Linked DNA regions of Mus musculus: regions 1 and 2 are each linked to region 3. The links are chromatin loops, found by intact Hi-C in ENCODE. Cell type or tissue: left cerebral cortex. All regions are shown on one strand. Region 1 holds the start of Efr3b (EFR3 homolog B). Region 2 has its middle 28 kb from the start of Pomc. Region 3 overlaps Efr3b (EFR3 homolog B).

The links. A loop is a pair of places that touch in the nucleus more often than their neighbours do. Peaks named below come from ENCODE experiments on the same cell type or tissue, not always from the same donor. Only the 100,000 strongest peaks of a DNase experiment are listed, where the experiment ranks them.
Region 1: it touches region 3 in a loop (7-fold over the local background); 14 of 42 quality-filtered maps call a loop at or near these places.
Region 2: a loop joins it to region 3, with 2.6 times the contacts of the local background. A loop is called at or near these places in 11 of 42 quality-filtered maps.

What each region holds. Positions count from the first base shown.
Region 1 is chr12:4,034,644-4,042,643 of GRCm38, forward strand. Efr3b (EFR3 homolog B) reads right to left here and starts at 4,272. Exons shown (of 23, transcript NM_001082483.1): 1 at 4,061-4,272. The coding sequence starts at 4,067. In left cerebral cortex, a CTCF peak has its summit at 4,291; DNase peaks (open chromatin) are centred at 3,113, 3,614, 4,262 and 7,535; H3K4me3 peaks cover 3,032 bases; H3K27ac peaks cover 3,409 bases.
Region 2 is chr12:3,923,003-3,931,002 of GRCm38, forward strand. No RefSeq gene overlaps it. Among named protein-coding and RNA genes, the nearest start is that of Pomc, 28 kb to the right of the region's middle. In left cerebral cortex, CTCF peaks have their summits at 3,295 (motif pointing right) and 6,038; DNase peaks (open chromatin) are centred at 3,322, 6,057, 7,285 and 7,646; H3K4me3 peaks cover 233 bases; H3K27ac peaks cover 792 bases.
Region 3 is chr12:3,979,654-3,987,653 of GRCm38, forward strand. It overlaps Efr3b (EFR3 homolog B), which reads right to left. Exons shown (of 23, transcript NM_001082483.1): 5 at 5,777-5,898; 6 at 4,881-5,030; 7 at 3,731-3,865; 8 at 3,202-3,280; 9 at 2,317-2,452; 10 at 2,001-2,162; 11 at 798-909; 12 at 489-540. Among named protein-coding and RNA genes, the nearest start is that of Pomc, 29 kb to the left of the region's middle. In left cerebral cortex, a CTCF peak has its summit at 4,274 (motif pointing right); DNase peaks (open chromatin) are centred at 1,548, 1,932, 2,125, 2,802 and 2 more places; H3K4me3 peaks cover 970 bases; H3K27ac peaks cover 2,648 bases.

The DNA.
Region 1 (8,000 bases), 55 kb after region 3:
AGATTTCTGCAAAGGTGAGTCTTTGTACCTCAAGGAGAGTCATCCTGGCCCTGCAATACCTCTGCTCCAATTATAACAGTTGTGCAGAATATATTGGATGCACTGAGCCCAATTTCAAAAGCTGGACACCACTGCTCTCTCTACAGGGAACATTCTCCATCACTAAGTAGGGAGGGAACATAAGCTGAGGACACAGAGGAATTAGGCAGGGCAGCTTTGGCTTCAGTGGGGCCAGCAAGCCCAGACCACACTGTGGTGGGGAAATCCTCTCTAGTCTGTCTCTTTATGCTTCCTGGCCAGCTGCCCTCAGTCTCTGGAGGCACCCTTCTCAGGAAATTCGATCTGGCCTCAGTGGGGAAGTGGGACACTCTCACGCCTCTGACCTTGGCGAGAGGAATAGGTTAAATCTTTAATATCTATCTATCTATCTATCTATCTATCTATCTATCTATCTATCTATCTATCTATCTATCTATTTGATGTATGTGAGTATACTGTCACTGTCTTCAGACACACCAAAACAGGGTATTGGATCCCCATTTCAGATGGTTGTGAGCCACCATATGGTTGCTAGGAATTGAACTCAGGACCTCTGGAAGAGCAGTCAGTGCTCTTAACCGCTGAGCCATCTCTCTCCAGCCCAAGTTAAATCTTAATTCTATAATCCCGACCAAAAACTAGTGGGATCAACCTTTGTAGAAAACTTGTCTGGTGACTGTCCCTCTCCAGGACAAAGTACTTTTCATCATGACTCTTGTCACTCCATGTTTAGAGATATAATCAAGACTATATGGCAGAGAATGGCAGCACACACCTTTGGTCCCCGAGGGAGGCAGAGGCAGGCAGATCTCTGAGCTGAAGGCCAGCCTGGTCTACAGAGAGTTTCAGGACAGCCAGGGCTACACACAAAAGTCCTGTCTTAGAATAACAAACAAAGAAACAAACAGAGTATAGGAAGTAATCTGTGACCCTTTGGGAGCCATTTAAGAACGTGATCATGGTTTAGAGCTTAGTGAATGATAGTACAGCTTGGATGGGTCAGAGAACAGCTCAAGCTGGTGTGGATTTTCACACGCTTGAAGCCCACCACTCCAGAGGCAAAGGCGGGAGTAGGGAGTATGAAGAAGCATTCAAGGCTAACTTGGGATGTAGTATGACCCTTGTCTCAAGAAGAGAAGAAGAGGAAGAGGAGATCTGTTTAGTGGGTCATAGCCAGGTCAAGGTAGTATGCCTGTTTGGGCTGTGGTGAGAGGAGATGCAAACAGGCAGATAGGAGAAGCTCCCCAAGGGCCGAGATGGCCAGGCTCTTCTGTGCACTGCTGTACAAGCCTAGAGCCTCTTAGGAAGCTCCTGACCCCATTGCTTGGCTTTTGAAGGGAACAGCAGACCCGGGAGGTGGGTGGGTGTCTCACCATTTTATAGAGAAATAGAACTCAGAGACATGAGCCCACTTGTCTAAGGCCGTAAAGCTGTGAAGGGCTCTTGAGTTGGGACCCACGGACCCCACCCAGGTCTAGGATCCCACTGTGCCCTCCGAGAAAGACAAAGGGCCTTTGGTCTCCTATCAGACAAAGGCAGCAGATAGACTGAGCCAAGCCAGATAACTGAGTTATCGAGGACAAAGGTAATGTAGAGACTGACAAGAAGAAAAATGAAGACCTATGTGGAGCTGGCAAGGGTTGAGGGCACAGTGGCACAGTTCAAGGATCTGAGTTTATAAGATTGCATCACGGAGGTTGGTGATCAAAGGTCACCTTTATCTCCAGCTCTTAGGCGGCTTCTGGCTCTATGTGTCCTTACTATGCATCAGTCATAAAATGCCTGCTGGCATCTAATGATACACATTCTCCTGAGAAAGCTGGGGAAGGGAGATTGGGGGGGGGGGGCGGCACTGTGTCACCTTGTCTTAGTCTACCAGTCACCCTGGACGGGTCACTTAGAAAATTAGGTGAAAGAAGAACAATCTGTAGGAAGTCCATAACGCCACCTTTTCTCTTTTCTTTTTGTAGAAATCCCCTCCCTATGTAGATAGCCTCTCCCCATGCGGCGGTAGCTAACCTGTAAGTCACTATGTAGCCCAGGCTATTCTCTTCTCCCATCCCTTTTCATCATCTAGGGAAGAGAATGCTAACGGTTCTGTAGCCCCTTACTCTTCACTAAGGCAAGACCACACTGAAAGGCAGGCAGGCAGGCAGGCGAGGCCCCCCTGGAGAGCAGAGACAACTCCAGAGACCAGTCTCTGCAAGGGGCCAGCTCCCACCCAGCACTAAATGTGCTTTTCCCCCGTGCTGGAGCCAACTCCCCAGAGGATCCTCCATCACGGCCTTTCTATGGATCATTTAGGATTAGTTCCTGCTCTGTTTGCATCTGGGGAAATAAAAACATTATTAAAGAGAATTGGAATTTTGTGGTGCATCTGAAAATAGCCCCCAGTCAGGCTGACTTCCACATCCTTCTCTTTTAGCCAGCTCTTCCAACAGGAGCACACCAAGAACCCCCCTCCCCTAATTCTCAGACCCCCTAAGTAAGTTACCACATTAGCTACTAGATGTAATATGGTGGCCTGGGGCTGCTAATTCCCGCCCATACTGATGGGCCTGTCCTAACTCCTTCCCGGCTGCAGGTGCCCCTGCAGTCACATGCTTCTGTCAAATGATCTGCAGCTTCAGCCTGCTCCCTCTGCAGAAAGGGGGTGGGGGGGGGGGCACAGACAGAATAAAAGAGGTCTATGGCTCTTTCTACCTCCCAACAGGCAAAGCCCAAGTCCAGTCACCTTTCAGAGTCCCCACTGGTTATGGGTCCAGCCGCTGAGGACATCTCCCCTCCCCCCATTTGCTCCACCCAAGAGAATTAATGCTAGCTGAGAGGACCTGCTGACACCTCTATAAGAATCATAGTGTGGCTGTGTAACCAACTGACCTGGGAAGGAGATGCAAGGCAAAAAGTTAAGTCTTTGTCTTCTAAATAGGGGGCTCACCAACTGCTGACTCTTTTCAGCATGCTCTCTGTGCTAACAAACTTTGTGACTCATGGTCTGTTCGCAGAGGCAGCCAGCAGCCTTAGAAATGGGTTAAATTGGGAACATGCACTTCTAGATCACTCACTCCTCAGGTGCAGCCCGAGCCCCTACCCTGCAGTAGGAGACGGAGAACAGGGCTCCAATTCTTCTGCTGGCCTCAGAATAACTACCAGAGACCTGGGCTCTAGTAAACTGTGTCCACAGGAATACACGCACACATGTACCCTTGGTAGAGAGCCGATTCCTAGACTAGTCCACTCTTATGATCTGCAAAGTGGGACCCCAGGAGCGCTTTCCTCATCCACGCTGCCTGTAGAACCCGAGAAATTCTTGACAAATGAGCAAGCAGAGCCTTGAACCGTGAGGGTCTTGGAGCTGCCACACATTCGTGGGGGCGGTGGCTGCGTAATTGGGAGAAACCCTCGAAGCAGCATCTCTCCCCATCAGCCCTCCATAGGGCCAATCTGGAAGTTGGGAAGCCTGAATACCATTAGCAGCAGTGTTAGGTAGAGGCCAAGTCCACCCAGCTCAGAGAGATGAACCTCCAGCGCCGGCTCGCTCGCCAGCTCCTGCACTGCCGGCGCCGCCTCCCACATCCAAGGAGCCTGGCAGCAGACTGGCAGTGAGCAGCTCTCCCCTACCCTGGACCACTTTCGCGCATCAAACTCCCAAGCACAAGCCTCTTTGTTAATTCTGCAAATACTGTCACCCGATCACCTCCACCAACACTGTCGGCTCAGCTCCGAAGATACTCGCTTTTTCCAAAGCCGGGTGCCTCTCAGCCATCAGAGTCCCTACCTGGCGACGGACCACCGCCCCTAGCGCCTGCACACGCCTGCCCGAGGGATCTCAGGGGACCAGAGAGTCCCCCGGCCTAAGGCATCTTTGTCCTCTCGGCACAGACGTACGCACAGGCGACTGAACCAGCCTAGCCTGGCACCAAGTCGGCATTCTCGCTTTTGCGACGGGGGCCACTCCGGGGGACAAAGGTCCGTGTCTGGAAGTTTGCGGGCCCGAGCCGGGGCGCCAAGCCCTCCTTACCGTACATCTCCGCGGGGAGCGCGCCTCTGGGGAGGCCGGCGTAGCCGCGTCGCTGGCTGCTAGTCCTGGCCGCTCCTGCCTTTCATTCACAGCCCGGCGGGCTCAGGCGGCTGCGGGCGGAGACCGGGGCGCGGCGGGAGCAGCCGATGGGGGGCCGGCGGCGGGCGGGACAGAGCGGGACGCCACCCGCCCATTCAGCGACGAGGTTGGCTGCCGCCTCCTGCTCTGGTCCGCAAGCTAGGCGGCGCGCAGGGGGCGGAGCTGTGTTCTGCCACGCCCCGCCCCCTTGGCCACTGGCGGGCTGCCTCAAGAGCCCCGCCTCCATCCCGGACCCTCTCCTTTCCTCAGTATGGGGCGAGCCTTTTTACCTACCTGACGCCCCAGGAAGCCCAGGTTCTTCGTTCACTCAGTAGATCATCCATCCGAATTCCAGCTCCTGGCTCAGCTCTTACGCGGGTCGCTGACGTGTCCTTCAAACTGATGACACACACACACACACACACACACACACACACACACACACACACACACACACACACACACACCCCACACCAGGTCAGCCGGGCGCTGGAAGCTGCAGGTGTGCTCTATTCAGTCTGCTCAAACGAACCGGCTTAGGGAACCTAAGGAGCAGAAATTGAGGCATAACCCTATTCTTTCTGCGGGCCCCAAACTCTGTTTGCTACCTGGGTCAGGTATTCAGGAAATACAGCACACTCCCAACCTCCAAGGCTGCAGGAAGTCCGCTTGGTTTTTCCTCTCCAGATTTGTGTAATCTGCAAGCTTTGCAGCCAGCATCCCCTCCACAAAGGGACTTAAACCCCAGGCCAACGCCCCAGCCCTGGATATCTCTGCCTTCTGTTTCTCTGGCTTTTCTATTTCTATTTCTTAATTTCTCCTCTTGCCTCTTGCTGGAGGCTTTCTGTTTTCTTCCCGACCGTAAAAATTAGAGAAGGGCCTGAATGCAATGACCTTCGTTTTGTTTGTTTGTTTGTTTGTTTGTTTTGTTTTGTTTCGTCTTGTTTTTTGAGACAGGGTTTCTCTGTCGGCGCCTCTTTGAGCCTTGCTTCGTGTTGAGAAATTTCATGAACCTACAGTACATAGTGGGCACCACATATTGTTTTCTTTTTCTTTTTTTCTCCCCCAAAGCAAAGATCAAACCAGAGAGATCCAGTCCTTGGATTTGGAGACGGTGCTCAAGACAGTGCTCACTGCACCCCAAACCAGCATTTTCTATTTTTCTTTGGCTTCATTTCCCCAGACACATCCACCAACCCACCTGCACCTCTCCTAATCTGATGCTTCCTGTTGCCTTGATAAACAGAATGACCAAAAAAACACTTGGTTAAGAAAGGGTTTATGTCATATTAAACTTTACAGTCCATCACTGGGGGAAGTTGTCCTGGTTTGAACGGATTGTAGTGGAATATGAAGAGTCCCTGTAGGCTCTTATATTTGAATGCTGGTCCCTCATTGGTAGAACTGTTTGGGGGAGGATTAGGAAGTGTGTTCTTGTTGGGGGTGTGTGTGTCAATGGTCAATGGAGATGGCCTTCGAAGTTTCAAAAGCCCACACTAGTCCAGCGCTCTCTCTCTCTCTCTCTCTCTTTCTCTCTCTCTCTCTCTCTCTCTCTTTCTCTCTCTCTCTCCCTCATGCTTGTTGACCAGATGTAAGCTCTGATCCACAGCCATGCCTGCCTGCCTGCCTGCCTGCTGTGCTCTCCACCATGATGGCTGTGGACTCTACCCTCTGGAAATGTGCGCCCTGAACTGAATTGTTTCTTGTATAACCTGTCTTGGCTATGGAGACAGGATATTGGGATCAGCAATAAAAAAGGAACTAAGACAGGATTCTTCCCTAAAGTTACATGGCCAGTAAGCAATTTCTGGAGTGATGTAGCTGCCTGCGTGCTGCACCAGGGCACCAGCGGTGCAGCTTTTAGTTAGTCCCCTTGCTGGGTGGGCTTTCCAGTGGCAAAACTGCCTAGTTCCTTGTGCTCCTGTACGTGACCCCAACAAACTCCTCGGCCCATCAAGATAGACTTGGGTTGGATTATTTCTTTGGTCTGTTGATATCTTTTCTATCTGGGTTTAATAGAAATAAGCTCTCAGAAAAAAATAACACAACAGAGACAGTGTAAAATCAAAGGGCTGGATTCAAGAGTCCTATCCTCTAGAGCAGGTGACTGCGAGGACAGAGGAAAGGAAAAAAATCAGCTCCTTAGGGGGAACTCTAGGATGGTGGAAAGTCAGAATTGGGATTAGTACCTTAAACAGGTTCCTCTTTGCTTGCAGAAATCCCAAGTAAGGAAGAAGATAAAGAGAAAGAATCGGCATTTACTGAATGGCTCCATTGCAATGGGTCCGTGCCAGGCCCTCACAGATCTCAGTATAGGTCGCCTGTGGCTTACGATGGCCAGTCTTTACATTGTGTGAAGGTAATATACTTTCAGTAGAAACTGTACTTGAAATTTTTATCTTTTCTCGGCCTAGAAATATATAGCACTGTATGCTTTCTTGCTACTGGGTAGCATCAATGAGCCACTTGCTCTGTCAGCCCTTGGCTCACCAGGGGAGGCAAGCAGTAGCTACATTGCACTGCGTTCTAAGTTTTGATGTAGGTTGGCAGAGGTAAGTAAACTTTCTACTCACACTATTTTCTTCACGGTGTACACATGCATGTGTGTTTGTTTGTTTGTTTGTATGTGCATTTGTATGTGTGTATGTATGGGTGTATGTATGCGTGTGTGTGCATATGTGTGTGAGCACCAGAGGCTGATGTCATGTTTCTTTTTCTATTTCTCTTGGTTTTATTCATTGAGCCAGGGTGTCTCACTCGATCCCAGAATTTAAGCAGCCAGCTTACTCCAGGGACCCCTGGGATCCTCTTCTCAGGAGCTGGTATTCCAGGTGAGCTGCCATTTCCACCCAGGGTTTACAAGGGTGCTATGAAGCCAAACTCTAGTCCCCACACCGGTGCAGCAAGTGCTTGGCCAGCTGAACCACATCCCCAGCAGCTCCTACAACGATTTTATCAGGAACACCATTGTTGGCAAGGAGTGCTCTTTCTAGCTTATAGTAAGATCGAGGTGCAGCAAGGTGGTTCAAACTAGGATGCAGCTTAGCAGTGCACACTGATACATGACTGCACTGTAAGTGGGGCGGTTCTTCCTTGCAGGTTGAATAGGCTGCTCACCTCTCTCCTTTACCTGCATTAACTCTCCAGTGCCTTATTGCTTGAGTGAGCATACCACCACAAGTGGGCCCTTTCATATGCACTCTGTCCTAGGACTGCCAGTTCTGGCTCCCTGCGGTGTTGGCTGGAGGCTAGTTGCCTCTTAAGAGTTGTTTGCCCAGGCCAAAGACAAGATTATTATTCTTTAGGCACACTGCACCTTGCTCCATGTGCTTTCTCTGTAACTGTGCTCTTTGCTTCAATAGCTCCCTCTGCCAGAACTTCGGTATGAACCAGGCTTTCTCTGTGTTGCACAGAAGGAAGACTTAGACATAGAAGGCAAGCTACAGCCATCGTGCATAGCCCAGGAACCTCCCCCTCACATCTAGGGCATTAGCATCCATGCACTGTCCCCAAGGACCGTCCTCCAGCCTTCTGACAGCTTCACCAGGCCCCATCACTCCTCTTTGTCCACCCAAAGCTTTTAATCTCTCTATGAGCTGCAGTTCTCAGCCCTGCGCTTGCTCCAGGCACCAACAGTGACCAGCTTTAAAGAACTATCTTCCAGGTGAAGGGAAGAGAGAAGGAAATGACAGCCCCAGGGGATGCAGCTTCAGGCAGAAAAAAATCCTGAGACCTAAAGCAAGGCCCAGAAAGACACAGAAGGGAGAATGTGCTTGGAAGGGTTTGCCGTGCAGCTGTTATCTGTGAGGCTGAAAATAGAATTCAAGAGTCCTGACGCCAGGCTGGATGTCTTGAACCCTGG
Region 2 (8,000 bases), 57 kb before region 3:
AGCTGTGCACCTCCACTGCCCAGCTACCGTGCCCATTATTTAAGATAGAATCATGTGTAGTTTACAAATTCTCTCTGTAGCCAAGGGTGGCCATGAACTCCCAATTCTTCACCTACCTCCAGAATACTGGGATTACACACTTCCCTACTGCCCTGGTCACAGAATGCTTCTTTTGGCCAAAACAAAATGTATTTACAAAAGTATGGGTTTTTTCCTATGCCCTCCCTTGTTCCCTAATAAAGCCACGGAGACCTTTATATTTGTTAATAAGTTCCTTGCACGATAGCTGGGCGGTTACCGATCTCTTTTAAGCGGACTATGCAGCAATGGCCTACTTCCCAGTCACGTGGCCATTACCTGCCACCGTGGACCCCGGGTCCCAGTGGGAACTCCTCAGAGCCCAGCTGAAACCCTCTCCCTGGCTCTCTGGGCTCAGAAATCCTGCCTTTTCTTCTCCTGCCCAGCTAGATATAGGCTGACCAGCTCTATATTGACCAATCAGAAGATGATGGAGAACGTGTTTTAAAAAACGGAGTCAGGAAATTCTTCACAATAATGGCAACACCCAAGTCTGGACTGCAACCAGATCTCAGGTACAGAAATCAGCACTGGAATACATGGTGCACAGAAAACATCCCCCAACATGTATCTTTGTATTTATTCAAGCCTTTATATCTTTCAAGTTCACATCTTTCATCTAGAGAGGACTTATAGGATTCTCATTAACACATTTCTAAACAGCCCTTCTTGTGTTGGCAGTATGAATGCATTCTTCTCATCCAGTGTGCTTTCTAACTGTTTATTACAAGGGATCATTCTGAAAAATGCTTTAAGCAGGGTATCGTGTAGCCTAAGTTGGCTGTGGTTGCTATATTGAAGCTAGCCTTGAACTCTTGATCTTCCTGCTTCTGCCTCCTGAATTTCTAGGATTGCCTTACCAACTTGAATAACTAGACGTTGGCTCTCTTTGTGGGTTTTTCCTTCCACCCTTCACTCCTTTTCTTCCTTTTGACCTCTGAACACTAGATAGAAGAGACAACAGAACTGAGGGGAAAGGAGGAAACATTATCATTAGACTACTTCCTGTGAGTTTGATCTCTCAGATGTCAGGACATCTAATTTCTTCTTATTTCTTCTTTGCATGTGAGTTCTTAACAGCAACCAATAGCCCCCACCACGGGGGGCTCTAGCATTTATTATTTATTCTGAAAAGTCCTCAGAATTCCAAAGGCCACACAATCATAGTAACTATCTGCAGCTGGCAAATCCACGCCCTTGCTAGAGCACAAGGCAAATCATAGTCAGCTGCTGTGGATGACCTGAAGCAGCCCCACATCCCAGGCCTGGGAAATTCTCACCACAAGCTTCTAACAGGGAAGTGGTCCCTGGGTTAAGTCAGGCTCCTGGTACCTTCCTGTCTATCACTGTTCTAGCACAGCCGCTGCAGGTGGGTGTGGTTGAAAGGATTCTGGGTATCGGGTGCTTTGACGGACTCTGTTGCTGGAACTCTCTAGCATGGGGCAGAGGGCCTGGAGGCAGTAATGACCATCTTGAGCTCTCTCCTGCGGAGACCAAACATCCCTCCTTCTGCCTTCTTCTGATCTGAAGCAGCATCCACTTATCCGGGCTGTTTACTAGACAAATGGCTGAGGGCAGTCGCTCGGAGGCTGCCTGTGGCCATTAGCAATGATTTCCTGCCAAGTGTGTGACAATAGAGGTTGTGACACGGAGTGAAGATTTCAGGGCAGAAAAGCACAAGATGATTACACGCAGAAGAGAAAGAAGCTGCATTCGGAGTTTTATCTCCTCTATCACTAGCCAGCACCGGCAATGCGGTGGGTGCTCTGTAAATACTTGACTGGGAATGAAACACAGAGAAAACTCCAGGAGGATCAGGGGTATAAAAATGATCTGAACAGGGCCTGCTGTGGTGGGCAGATGTAAAGAGAGCCGGCTGTGATGTGTGGTGGTGCACACCTTTAATCCCAGTACTCTGGAGTCAGGGGCAGGTGTGTCTCTTGTGTGTTCAAGGCCAGCCTGGTCTACAGAGTAAGTTCCAGGACAGCCAGGGCTGTTACATGGAGAAACCCTGTCAGAAAAAGAAAAAGAGAGAAAGAGAAAGAGAGAGAGAGAGAGAGAGAGAGAGAGAGAGAGAGAGAGAGAGAGAGAGAGAGAGAGAAGAAGAAGAAGGAGGAGGAGGAGGAGGAGGAGGAGGAGGAGGAGGAGGAGGAGGAGGAGGAGAAGGAGAAAGAAAAAGAGAGAGATGCCTTCCACCTATCAAAGTACCAGTGTGATGGCTCAGAGGATCTCCATATCAGCATATGAGTCTGATGATCTAAGTTTGATCCCTGTCCCTGAGCCTCGTGTGCTGTTATCCCACAGAGTCTATCATCCAGCTCTTATAATGAGATGGGAGGTAGAGACTTGAAACTGTGGAAATTCATGTTCTCTAACCACACAAGCACAGTGGCACATTCGTGCCTGTGAGTGCTTGCCCTCAAACCTTCAAAAGATGATTTGATTTGTGTTGTTTTTAATTTGTGTGTGTGTGTGTGTTCAGAAGGTCACAAGAGGGTGTTAAATTCCTAGGAGATGGAGTTATAGGTACTCACCCATATGTGTGCTTGGAACGGAACACAGGTTCCGGAACCACAGGTTAGGAACGGAGCACTCTAACCACTGAACCACTTCCCCAGGCCCTGTGGTGTTTGTTTGTATGTTGGTATTTTTGAGACAGGGTCTCTCTATTATGTAGCTTCTGGAACTCGCTGTGTAGACCAGGCTGTCCTCAGACTCACAGAGATTCACCTACTTCTTCCTCCCAGGTTCTGGGATTCAAGGCATGCTGTACAATGTCCTGCTCTTGTTTGGAGACAGGGTCTTGCTATGTAGCCTTGTATGACCTGGAGCTCATGTATAGATTAGGCTGGCATCTAGCCTGCTGCAGACCTGCCTCTACCTCCCGAGTTCCGAGGATTGTGCACATCATGCTCAGATAATGTGATTTCTGTAATTATTATTCCCTTCCCCTTATTTCTTTAGGGACAGGATCTCATGTAGCCCAGGCTGTCCTTGAACTCACTATGTATCCTAGGCAAGCTATCTTGAACTCCTGGTTGTCCTGCCCCAGCTTCACTAGTGTTGGGATTAAAGTTGTGCATTCAGACATCTAGTTGACTTTTTTTTTCAAAGTCCCATATGTTATACCTTCTAAAATGTCTATATGGAAGCTAGGTCAAGTAGAGAGTTTTCTCCTTTTTGGCTAAATAGTCCTGAGGTGGCTCGGCCCCTAAGGTGGCCACCAGAGGGCAGAGTTGTTCTATTGTGGGGATATTGTAACCCACCTGACCAAGTTCCAAACAGAGCTTTGAAGTTCTGAGGAACCACCTGCATGGAGATCTTCATGGAGTGGGCCTGTTTCCCCTCACTCAATCACAACTCCCAGATTGAGGTCCCAAGTCCCAAGCTGTCTTTCTGCTTCTTGTGTGATGAGCACAGCCCATCACACACCTTCTCTGAACTCACCAATCTCTGAAAGCCCTGTTTAAGGCTTTACAGGAGACCTTGAGTGGGAAAGCCCTGCCTCTTCTTCTTCTTTTTTTTTTTTTTTGGGGGGGGGGGGGGGACAGGGTTTCTCTGTGTAGCCCTGGCTGTCCTGGAACTCACTTTGTAGACCAGGCTGGACTCGAACTCAAAAATCCACCTGCCTCTGCCTCCCAAGTGTTGGGATTAAAGGCATGTGCCACCACTGCCCGGCTGCCCTGCCTCTTCTTAACAAACTCAAGGCTTGAGAGCCTCTAGACTCTGTCTGCAGACAAGTTCATCATCTCCCCAGGAGGCCTCAAAGGCCCAATCTGAACCAACCTTGAGCAACAGTCCTTCCTGCCCTGAAGCTCATGGTGCTGTGTGTGTGTGTTGTCCATGGATGGATGAAGGATAAACAGATCTCGGGAGAGCTGTGATAAATACTATGAAGACAATAGAGGAGGCAAGGGGAGTGAGAGGGAAGGGCTGGGATTGATTGAAACTGGAATCTACCCATTTGGCTAGACTGACCAGTGATCTCCAGGAATCAGCTTGTCTCTGTCTCACCAGAGCGAGGGAATATGGGCACCTTCTATCTGCCACATACAGCTTTTCCATGGGTGCTGGGGGTCTAAATGCACACTTGCAAGCACTTGTAGTGAGAATTTGGCTTTCTTAAAAACCCAGTTATGGGGATAGAGAGATGGCTCAGCAGTTAAGAGCACCAGCTGCTCTTCCAGAGGTCCTGAGTTCAATTCCCAGCAACCACATGGTGGCTCACAACCATCTGTAATGGTTCTGATGCCCTCTTCTGGTGTGTCTGAAGAAAGCAACGGTGGTGTACTCATATGCATAAAATAAATACTCATATGCATAAAATAAATAAATATTTTAAAAAGTTATGTTATGTGAATATGTTTCTGTTTTAATCCCAGGTGTGGGATATGGGGCTGCTTCAGATCCTCCGCAGCAGCTGACTATGATTTGTCTCATGCTCTGGCAGGTGCATGATTCTGCCAGCTGAAGATAGTTTGCTTTTGAAATTCTGGGCACTCTTTTTTTTTTTTTTTTTTTTCCGAGACAGGGTTTCTCTGTATAGCCCTGGCTGTCCTGGAACTCACTTTGTAGACCAGGCTGGCCTCGAACTCAGAAATCTGCCTGCCTCTGCCCCCCACCCCCACCCCCACCCCCCCCGAGTGCTGAGATTAAAGGCGTGCGACACCATGCCTGGCTTATTCTGGGCACTCTTGAGAAGGTATAAAGATGCCAGAGCTCTGGACGTGATGGCAGCTGTCCCTCCCTTCGCTGCTTCTTCCTGTTGTGTTTGCTGCTTTAGCTCTCGGCTGTATTGCTGGTTGGAGTTATCCTGATGACACCAGTTGGATTTGCCTCTAGAAACTCAATGCCCCTAACCAGCAGGAAGTAGTATAAAGAGGTCTATGCCTCCTTCCCCTTCTAACCTTTTTTGCCTACCTAATGTTGGTGGGCTAGAAGGGATTGGTGAAGTGGTGCACGCCTTTAATCCCAGCACTTGGGAGGCAGAGACAGGAAGATTTCTGAGTTTGAGGCCAGCCTGGTCTACAGAGTAAGTTCCAGGACAGCCAGGGCTACACAGAGAAACCCTGTCTCCAAAACAAAACAAAACAAAACAAGAACCCAATAAAGTAGCCAAAAAGTATGGTTACAAGCATGTCTCTGAAGATGTCTCCAGCCCCTGCAAGTGCTATTTTATACAAAAGTCAGGGAAATCTGGTAAGATTAACTCTGACTAGACACCTCCAGGAAATTAACCAGACAAGACTAAAGCGAAGGCTGGAGTCCTGGCCACAACAATAAAGTGCTTGGCTAACATGTACCTAGAGCCTGGGCTAGATTCCCAGAACCCTAAGGAAATTCAAAGCTCCTTACAACAAACAACAGTGACACTGCTTGGGGGGGAAGCTAGGCCTGCGAAGGCCTGTGGTGGCAGAGCACACACATGAGCTATGTATCTGTGGGGCTGGCAATAAAGAACCTGCAGGGCTACAGGACTCCAGCAGTCTCTTTGCCTCTTGGTTCTTTTGCTCCGTGAGTTACTGTATGGATCACAAAGGTCGGGAGCCTGATCAGGAAGCTGCTGTAACTATTCACGTGAAAAAGGCTTTGACCCAGGAATCTTAGGAAGTGCTTGCTGGATTGGACTGAGCTGTTTGGTTCAAACCAGTAGAAATCAGAACCTCCTAGCCGCTTCTAGGGCATGAGGGAGAACCCTCCACTAGAAGCAAAAACTTGAACAGGAAAAGCCATCTGAATTCACAGAGAGTTCTGTTGTTTGTCAGGAACCATGGAGTTCAAAGCCAGAAATGCCCACAGGATGATGAATTCCAGATCAGCAGTGATGCCACTCATCTGAGGTCACTTGGCAGCAACTCCATGGATTCTAAAATGAAGGCTTGCTCTACTGATGCACACAACTGTGGCTGTTGTGCTTCTCCAGCCTCTTACACCAACTCTATTTCAATTGTGCCAGTGGTGGCATCCCCTGGGTGGCAGCAGAGGTCTGCTAGTGCTATGCCAGTCAGCAGTCCAGCTCTGCCACATACTCAACCCCAGACCCTACCTTGCTTCCCTGAGCCTCTGAGGCAGCTCTGGTTTCTCGGTACTTGGCAGGCGCCTTGGTCCTTTCACTCACCACTCAGATCAGAAGTCCGTGCTGGCTGAGTGCTGGTGCTTGCATGTGGTGCCTGTTGATATCCTAAGTGTCCATGTCCTGTGGCTCAGTGCTTCCCGTTGTAGGATGCAGCCTACAGCAGTGCATGATTCCTGCAGATTCATATGCAGGGATCACAATGCAGAACAGTAGGCTTATTTATGTGTGTGCCTGAAGGAGTTTATATACACCACGGGCAGGCGTGGGCCACCCGAGGGGCCCAGAGGCTGTTGGACCTGGAACTGGAGTTACAGATGGTTTTTAGCCACCTGACATGGGTGCTGGGAACTGAACCCAGGTCCTGTGCCTTAACCACTGAGTCATCTCTCTAACACTAAGCAATATGTTTTAAGGAAATCTATTTTTCTATATAGGGTTTCTCTGGCCATGTAGTCCTGGCTGTCCTGGAACTTGCTCTGTAAACCAGGCTGGCCCCAAACTCAGAGATGTGCTTGCCCTTGCTTCCTGAGTGCTGGAATTGAAGGTGTGAGCCACCATTGCCTGGCTACCTATAGAAAAATCTTGAAGAAGAGGAAGAGGAAGAGGAGGAAGAGGAGCAAGGACAACAAGAACAGCATCTAGTGTGGTGATGGCTGCACACATCTTTAGCCCTAACTTTTAGAAGGCAGGGGCAGGGGCAGGGGCAGGGGCAGGGGCAGGGGCAGGGGCAGGGGCAGGGGCAGGGGCAGGGGCGGGATGGATTTCTGTGATTTTTGAGGCCAGCCTAGTTTACATAGTAACTTTTAGGTTAGCCAGGGCTACATAGTAAGATGGTGTCTCCACAAAAGAGGAGAAGGAGATAAGGGAGCTGATGAGAGGGCTCAGCAGTTAGGAGTGAGCATTGTGGGTGCAGAGGACCTGAGTTCAGTTCTCAGCTCCAGATCAGGTGGCTCTCAACTGCCTACAATTCCTGCTCCTGGACATGTGACTTCTGGTCTCTGAGGGCAATGACTCTCAGGCACATTCTGTCTGGCACACATAATTAAGAGTAAATTTTAAAATGTTTAAAACTCTTCAGAGGGAAAAGTAAAGCCCGGCGTTGGCACGTGAGCTGCGTCAGTGCCCGGCCTGGCGTTGGCACGTGAGCTGCGTCAGTGCCCGGCCTGGCGTTGGCACGTGAGCTGCGTCAGTGCGGGACCTGGCGTTGGCACGTGAGCTGCGTCAGTGCGGGACCTGGCGTTGGCACGTGAGCTGCGTCAGTGCGGGACCTGGCGTTGGCACGTGAGCTGCGTCAGTGCGGGACCTGGCGTTGGCACGTGAGCTGCGTCAGTGCGGGACCTGGCGTTGGCACGTGAGCTGCGTCAGTGCGGGACCTGGCGTTGGCACGTGAGCTGCGTCAGTGCGGGACCTGGCGTTGGCACGTGAGCTGCGTCAGTGCCGGGCCTGGCGTTGGCATGTGAGCTGCGTCAGTGCTGGGCTTAAACCCAAGAGAAGCAATTAACATTCACACAGGAAACTCAGCACTAATGCTCAGAGCAGTACTGCTCATGACAGCTAAGTGAGGAACAGCTCAGATACATGAATAAGATAGGCCATGCAGTGAAGTTTTATTCAGATACAAAAAAGAATGGGGTGGGTGGGGGTGTAGCTCCATTGGTAGGGTGCGTGCCGAGCGTGCGCCAAACCCTGGGTTCATATCCAGTACAGTGTAAACAGTCATGGTGGGACAGGCATGCAATCCTAGCATTTGGGAGATGAAGACAGGAGGGTCGCAGCTTCAAGGCTAACTTTGGTTCCTTAAGGAGTTCAAGGTCAGCCTGAACTGAATGAGAATCTGTCTCAAAAA
Region 3 (8,000 bases):
AACACAGATTTCAGAACTCGCTGTGGCTGACCACTCACGCTCCCTAGGGAAACTGCATATTTAACCCGGTGGGCGTGGGAACAACAGAGCTCAACCCCAGCAATGAAAGCTGAGATGCATTAGGAGATATAGGAAACATAGGGGAAGGAGGTGGTGGTGGCTGGAAGGTGGGAGAAATGGGGGAAACAGAGGCAAATGGCCTGGGGAAGGGCACCAGGTAGGCAGACGGGGACAAATGACCGCAAGACCCACATGGTCTTAGTGACAAGGCTACCAGTGGGCACACAAAGCCACCATTATTAACAAAGGGAAGCATTACGTTCCCACCTTGCTCTGAACAACTGAATGGGGCTCAGGTTGGGTTTCAGCCTTTCACTTACCCCTTTAATAGCTGGACATATCTGTGCAGCATGGAACACAACTACCTTGGTTACCTGAAAGAAGTTGTGACCACAGAGGCAGAGCAGGGACAGGATAGGGGGGCTTACCTGAAGGAGGGACTTCAGCAACATGATCTGGGTCAGCCGGTTCCTATTCTCCCTGTAGGCCAGAGACATGGTCTCAGCAGGATGGCAATAGAGTGCTCGGCTGCACCCCCCACTCCTGAGTGTTCTCACCAGGAGGCTTGTTGGTGGACCCATGATTTCCCTAACTGGGGGGGGGGGGGGAGGCTGAAAAATTGCCACGGGACCTATGACCCCTCTGTTTTTGAGCCAAGAGAAGAAAGCAGAGCCACAGAAGTCAGGGTGAAAACCAGGAGCCAGAGAGGGTGGGCTGGGAAGAAGCAGTGGACTGACCCCGTCCGTCCGGTCTCTACGGGGTGATGCACAGAAGGCAGCGGGACTTTGCTCATGATGAAGAGGATCACCTCTGAGCGCTGGTAGGTCGGCAGTGTGCTGGCAAAGGAGCCTGTGAGGAGAGGAGGGAGCGTGAGAGGTCCCCTGGGCTCAGCAGCAGCTGAATGGAGAGAGTGAGGCTCCCTAGTGCCCAGGGCTGGGGCAGCCCAGAGAGATCTGCCTAGGCAGGCTGCTTTGACCCTGTCTCCCGAGGAGGGAGCAAGAGGGACTCCAGAGGGCCCTTCCAGATGCCAGCTCTTCCCTTGTTACTGTCATCTGGGCTTCTTCCTGGGGGATAGGGCAGCTCAGTGGTTTCACGGCTGATGAGACCATGGCATAGGCACAAGGACCTCTGAGAGGGAGGAGACCCTGTTCCATGTTTCTCCACATCCAGGGCACAAACAGTCTCCGTTGCTTCCTTCCTGTCTTTTTTTTTTTTTTTTTTTTTTTATGCCTTAGTCCCACCTCCCCTACTGCGGGCCCACCTGGAAGCACTAGGCATGCCTAATGAGGATGGAGACACAGGAAGTCTGCCTTTGCAGGAGAGCCAGGCTGAGAAACCCAGACTGATCTGGTGTCTTTGCCCAGATCATTATGTGTCATTAGCTGGCTGCCATTTCCCCCAGTGTCCCTAAATAACACAGTGCTAGGTAATCATACAGCAGATGCTATGGCGGAGGCCTGGTTCTCCCACAAGGATCATCTCTCTCTAGTCCTGGTTCCACCTCATCCTCCCAAGATTCCTTGCTCTTCTAACTCCTTTTCCTAGGCCCCAGCTAACTCCTCCTCTAGAGCTCTTCCCCTCTCCAAGCTTTGCCAGGGTCTCTCCTTTCAGTACAGCCCTAGTCTTAACCCTTAGGCCCTGCCTGTCTCAGGCCAGAGAACTAGGTCTCTGGCAACCTCTCCCCACAGCCTCATTCCTCTTCAAATCTTATCAGGTCCCTCCCTTCTCCAAGCCTCACTGGGTCCTTCCCTTTACTAAGTTCCTTCCCCAGACTCCGCCCCTTTCCAAGCCTCGCCCAGATCTATCTCCACTACCACGTCCTAGGCCCCGTTTCACAGGCTCTGCCTCCTTAGCCCCGCCTCCAGATCGTTGACAACTCCTCCCCTGGAGTCGATCCCTCAAGCCTCAATGGCCCCTCCCAGACCCACCCATTTCCCCACCGATAGTTTTGATGACGGCCTCCTGGAACATGCACTCCTCATGCTCCTTGATGATCTTGGAGCCCAGGCTCACAGCGCCGTCGTAGCTCCCAGTTAGCGCGTAGTCGATGCTGAGCCGCAGCTGCCGCAGCAGGGTGTTGAACATCTCCAGTACCGTGGGCCCTGGGCGCCAAGGGGGAGGGACCCACAAATCATGACAGGAATCCCTCCTGCTCTCCCGTAAGCCCAGGCCCGCGCAGCCAATCGGCTCTAAATCTAACGCCTGCACACACCCCCCCACCCCACGCCCCTTGCCTTTTGCTCCGGACCCCCTTACCGACAGAGCCCGTGGCAGCGATAATTGCAGCTTCCGATAGGACTTCCACGATGCCGGCGCGCACAGTCGCCGCGCTGCGGCTGTTGGCGTCCAGGTGGCTCAGGAGCTGCTGGATAACCAGGTGGGAGTGCTGCGGCTGTGGAGGAGGAAGACGTGCTGGTCCCCAAACAACAACACCCCCCCCCCTGCCCCCCGGCCCGGTAGCCCTCTGCTGGAACCCAGAGGCTCAGGGTGAACCAAAATGACATCCCACAGCCAGTGGGCACTGCAGGTGGCACCCAGACCTCGCTCTCTTTCTTGCAGCACCCCACCCCAACCCCCACAAAAACGGAGCCAAATCCCAGGGAATCTGTGTTTGCACATTTTCCCTGAATTCCTTTACTTCAAAGGCGGCCAGCAATCTATTTCAAAATATTGTCTTTCATTTCTCCCTGTCCCCAGGTTTTACTGGCAAGGCCCATGAGAGGCCACGTGGTTCATCTCAGTGCAGCTCAAAGTGTGGCTGGGAGCCAGCCCAGTGCCAATTCAAGATCTGTCTGATAACACTGCTGCTAAGATGTGGGCCAGAAGGAAAGTACACCCGCAGTAACGGGGGCGCTCAGGGAATGCAGGTGGCTTGTCTTCTTTGAGATTTAATTTTCTCTAGGAATTATTTTCCATTGTATTTCATAAAAATAAAATAAATGTTGGCCTAGGATATAGGAAACATTAAACAGAGAACTCCTTGCAATTCCTTCCCAGCCGGATGATACAGCATGATCTGTGGCAGCTGGGGGTCTCTGGGGGGGGGGGGGGGAGTCAGAGGACACCTGGCTTTCTGCTTTGTGCATTGTCCAGCACCAGGAAGTGCCCTTGTGCCCAAGCTTGAACAGGGACAAACCATACCTGAATTGAGTACATGATGATTTTAAAGCAACGGGTGGCAAACACTTTGGGTTCCCAAAGAGAGTGGTTATCCAGGTGGCTGTGAGGAGAAAACATGGGGGAAGGAGGGTGACTAGGAAACTCAGAGGGAGGGAGGGAGGGAGGGAGGGAGGGAGGGAGGGAGGGAGGGAGGGAGGGAGGGAGTAGAGATGAACTTGGAGGGACAGCGACACTTCCAGAGATCCCCTGGCAGTTTCCTATCAAGGAAGGGCTTACAGTACAGGCTCTATAGCTTGACACAAAAAGCACCTTTGTTCAGTTTTTGCTACCCTCCTCTTAATCAGCACAAACCACAGGTGACCACTGCGTGGTAGTCTAGCTGTATGAACCAGCAAAGGATTGACTTGGCCGTAGCAAGTCTGCAAGGCCATCACCTCTATTTTCACCTGGGGAGATGGGGGAGGGCGGCTGGGACAGCCTGCAAGAAAAGCCTTGAAACCATCACCAGGGAGTAGAGCATTTCCTGGGTGGAGAGCAACACTCAACTCACATAAGAACGGGCTTGATGGCGTTCTTGATATTGCCGAAGGCCGCCCGGCCCAGGAGCTCCCTCAGGCACCTCTCAGCCAGTTCTGCTGGGTTCTCCTTTTCCTTCTCTGGTGCTTGGAGGGGCGAGGGAGACCGGCTGTGAATACAGAGCCAAGTGGATAAAGGATGGGGTTCAAAGCTGGGAGCTAGGACTGTATAGCCCTAGGTTTCTGCTCAGAACAAGCAGGAATTGGAAATAAGCTGCAGCAGGTCATAGAGTAGTCTTGACTGCCAGCGATTAACCAGGGTACGGGATCTGGCAGTAGAAGATTGGAGGAGACAACAGAGTTGTTTGTGGAGAAACACTTCAGGGTGGACTGGATTGTCTCTGGGAGGGTCTAGACATATCTAAAGGTTCAGGAAGAGGTGGGTGAGAACTGAAAAGAGGAAAGAGGCATATGGTGATTGGCTAGGGGGTGACTTAATGGTATGCAAATCTGAGTGAACCTCTAAACAGAACTCTTCTAAGAGCAAAGCAGATCGGTGAGCTGTTATATCAGAAATAGCCACCAGGGGGCACACTTACTTTCCTCTGCTAGTTTAACTGCCCAGACCCAACTAAGTGCAATTTTACTGAGCATCTAAGTCCAAAAGCAAGGTAGGACAGCAACAGGAACCTTTCTCCCTATCCCATTCTACCTGGGAAAGTAAGGGTCAGGGGACTGGATGAGTCTGATCTTTTTGAGGATCTAAGATTAAAATCCAGTGTCTGCAATTCTTGAGTAGCTGTGGCTGGTCAGTCATGTTTTAAGGTCTGAACTGGCATCATGAAGTGAGCTGGGGAAGTCCCAAGGGAAAGTCTTTAGCATTTAGAACCACAACAGGCATTTCAAGCCTCCTTAGCTGGCACAATCTGTCTCTCGTCCCCTTGTGTCCTGACCAGCTTACCTGTATACTCAGGCAGCCCTGAGCCATACCACTCTTGCTGTCTCATCTGAAGGGGCTCAGAGGCTGGCAGAAGACAGACCAAAGGATCCACTCATCGGGAAACAAGCCACAAAGCCAAGATTCCTGGCCTTGTAGCTGCCTTTACCTTCCTGTCCAAGCTAGGTGTGTTCCAGGAGCCTGGGTGTGAGGCAATGCTCTGACAGCTGAACCCCACTCCCACTCACCTCTCTGCCTCTTCCACGTGCTGCAGATTGAAAAGCAGCGACGGGACGATCTTGTCCATGTGCTGTGGGTCCCAGATGTTGGCCTGCAGCTCGTCATTCACTGTCTTCCTCACTACCCCTTGCAGGCCTTTGATGCCTGACATGCGGATCCTGTAAGGAAAAAGGCGGAGGCATGCCTGCACCCTGAGCATCTCTACAGCCAGGAGAGGAGCCCAGGTCAAGGTCTAGAGGCTTGAGTGCTCTCAGAGGCTCGGCGCCTGCTCCTCCTTGTGGGTTCCCAGTTGGTTGGGATACATTAATAAACAAGATTCTTGCCCTTGTGTACCTAGTGGGCGGAGACAGACGGGGACCAGAGACATAAGAGAGGACAGCCAGGCAGGCATCATGGACGGGAGCAGAGAGCAAAGCCACGGCAGAGGCGAGCTATGAGATCCATGGACTGCATGAAAGTTCTGGGGGCAGGACTGTCCTCTGTGTCCTTGGAGGCAGAGTGAGTAGGAGGACCCAGAGAATGGAGTGAGGGAGAGCCACTGTGAGGACATGGGCTGTGTTGATGGGTGTAGATATTGGGAGCAGGTTCTGAGGTGTCCAAATGCACGTTTTAAACCAAGGAGTGTGTGGCGGGTTTGCGTGTTCACGCACACTTGCGGGTTTTGTTTCTGGCTTCAAGTTCAATCAGGAGTATATTATTCTTTGCCCTGTTTTCTGCCCCACCCCACCCCAGTTTTTCTTTCAGAATCATCTGCTGGGAGCCCCTTCTGATTGACAGCCACCCACTCTGGCAGCAGCAGACCGGAAGAAGAGTCTACAGATTGACCATCCAGTGCTGAAGCCCTTCAGCGCCCCTTGGTGAGTCTCCTGGGAGCGCCACAGGCCCCTGGACTCCTGGTACTCACTTAGTCTTGATTTCCAGGTCATCGTGGCTTGAGTGGCACATTTCACTGAATCGGGACACAAAGAAGTCATAGCTTCGATGATAGGAGGGGGTGTCCTCTTCAATGTTGGCGAACTTCACAAACTGTCGGGCAGAGGGAGAGAATGTGCGTGAGAGGCCGTCGTGCTGCCCCTTGGTTCTGAGTGTCCCAAGCACTTGATTCAAAAAAGCCACAGGTCCATGTCTCTAGGGAGCAGCCGGAACTTGCTGGGACTTGAAGGGGACCTGGGTCAAAGCACAGAGTACCCCCTTGACTGAGCTGTGAAACAGGAAAGCAAATCTGAACATTTGGCTTCAAAACTGGAATCACACCTTACAGTTGGAGTTTTGAGTGTTTAAAGTTCGGCATTTTGGTAGTCTCCCTCCCTGTCCATCTCTTTCTCTTCGAGACAGGGTTTCATGGGGCAGATGTTGACAATGAACTTGGTCCTCCTCCCCTTACCTCCCAGTTGCTAGGATTACAGGTGTTTGTCTCCATGCCTGGTTTTAGGCCTCATCTTTAGCAGCATTCTCAGCTGCAGACTGTACTGAGCTGTGCGTTTTCAGCTTTAAAGAGGGAATTGATTTCAATCAAGTCTCCCAGACAAGCAAGCATCACCTACAAAATGGACTGCTAAAAACTAACACAATTTATTTCGTCTGATGATATAAATGCTAGCATCCCCAAACAATTCTACAAGGAGATTAAACTGATAAACTGGAGATATAGCTCAGAGGCGAGAGTGCTTACTTAGCATGCATAAGCCCTGGGCTCCACCTCCAGAGCTGGATAAACCGAGTGTGGCAGCCCAGGGCTGTAATCCCAGCACTTAGGAGGTGGAGGCAGGAGGATCAGAAGTCTGTAGAGTAAGTTTGAGACTACATAAGACCCCACCTCAAAATGAGGGCTTAGATTTACAATACATTTTATATTTCCTAAATATTGGTTGGTTTAAAAAAATATACACATTCAAGTCAGGCAATGGTGGCGCACACCTTTAATCCCAGTGCTCAGGAGACAGAGGCAGGTGGATCTCTGAGTTCAAGGCCAGTCTGGTCTACACAGGACTACAAATAGAAAAACCCTGCCCCTCCTCAAAAAACAAACAAACAAAAAACAATCAAAACAAAACAACAAAAAAAAAAACTCCACAATCTTTCTCAAAGCATCTAGTTGATATACTTTCATCATATTTGGTATTAATTACCAATCTGTGTGAAAAGTTAACTTTACCCAAAGTGCAAATTAACAGCATCTTTTAATCTCTTTATGATAGTTTTAAATTTTTTACTAATTCTTAAGAATTTCATACATGCAAACAGTATTTTTATTTAGCCCCACCTTCTTCTCCGATTCTTCCCAGATCTGCCTTCCATCCCTCCTGCTCCATCCCAACATGTCCTCTTTGTTTTAAACCTCACTGAGATGGAATTGTGCCGCTCATACACTCATGGGTGTAGAGCCATCCACTGGAGCATGGTCAGCTTACCAGGGCCCACACCATTAAAAAACAAAGAGAGAAAGAAACAAGTCCCCAAACCTGACGCTCCCTCTCCTAGAAGCCACCAACTAACAACAGCTGTTTAGTGAGGGCTAGGGCTCTTTCAGCCTCCCCCTCCTCCCTGCTGGACTAGAAACAGGTTTGCTCTCCTGCAGGTCTTGGGTAGACAGCTGGAGTTGCTGGGAGTGGATGAGCCCTTCTGTCCTGTTTGTTCTGGTCCTCCCTGTCTATGTCTCTTACAATCTTTCTGCTCCCTCTTCTGAGGGGGTTCCTGAGCCTTGGTAGAAGAGGGGAGGATATCGACTCTCCGTTTGTGGTTGGGCACATCCTATTCTCCACTCTGGCAATTGTGAGTTTCCACCTTAACCACCAACTATACAGAGAAGCCTCTGCCAAGGACTGAGAGCTGCACTAATTTATGGGTGGGTCCTAGTCAGGGTTTCTATTCCTGCACAAACATCATGACCAAGAAGCAAGTTGGGGTGGAAAGGGTTTATTCAGCTTACACTTCCATTCTGCTATTCCTAAAGCAGTATGACTAAAGGAAGTCAGGACTGGAACTCAAGCAGGTCAGGAAGCAGGAGCTGATGCAGAGGCTATGTGGGAATGTTACTTACTGGCTTGCTTCCCCTGGCTTGCTCAGCCTGCTCTCTTATAGAACCTAAGACTACCAGCCCAGGGATGGCACCACCCACAAGGGGCCCT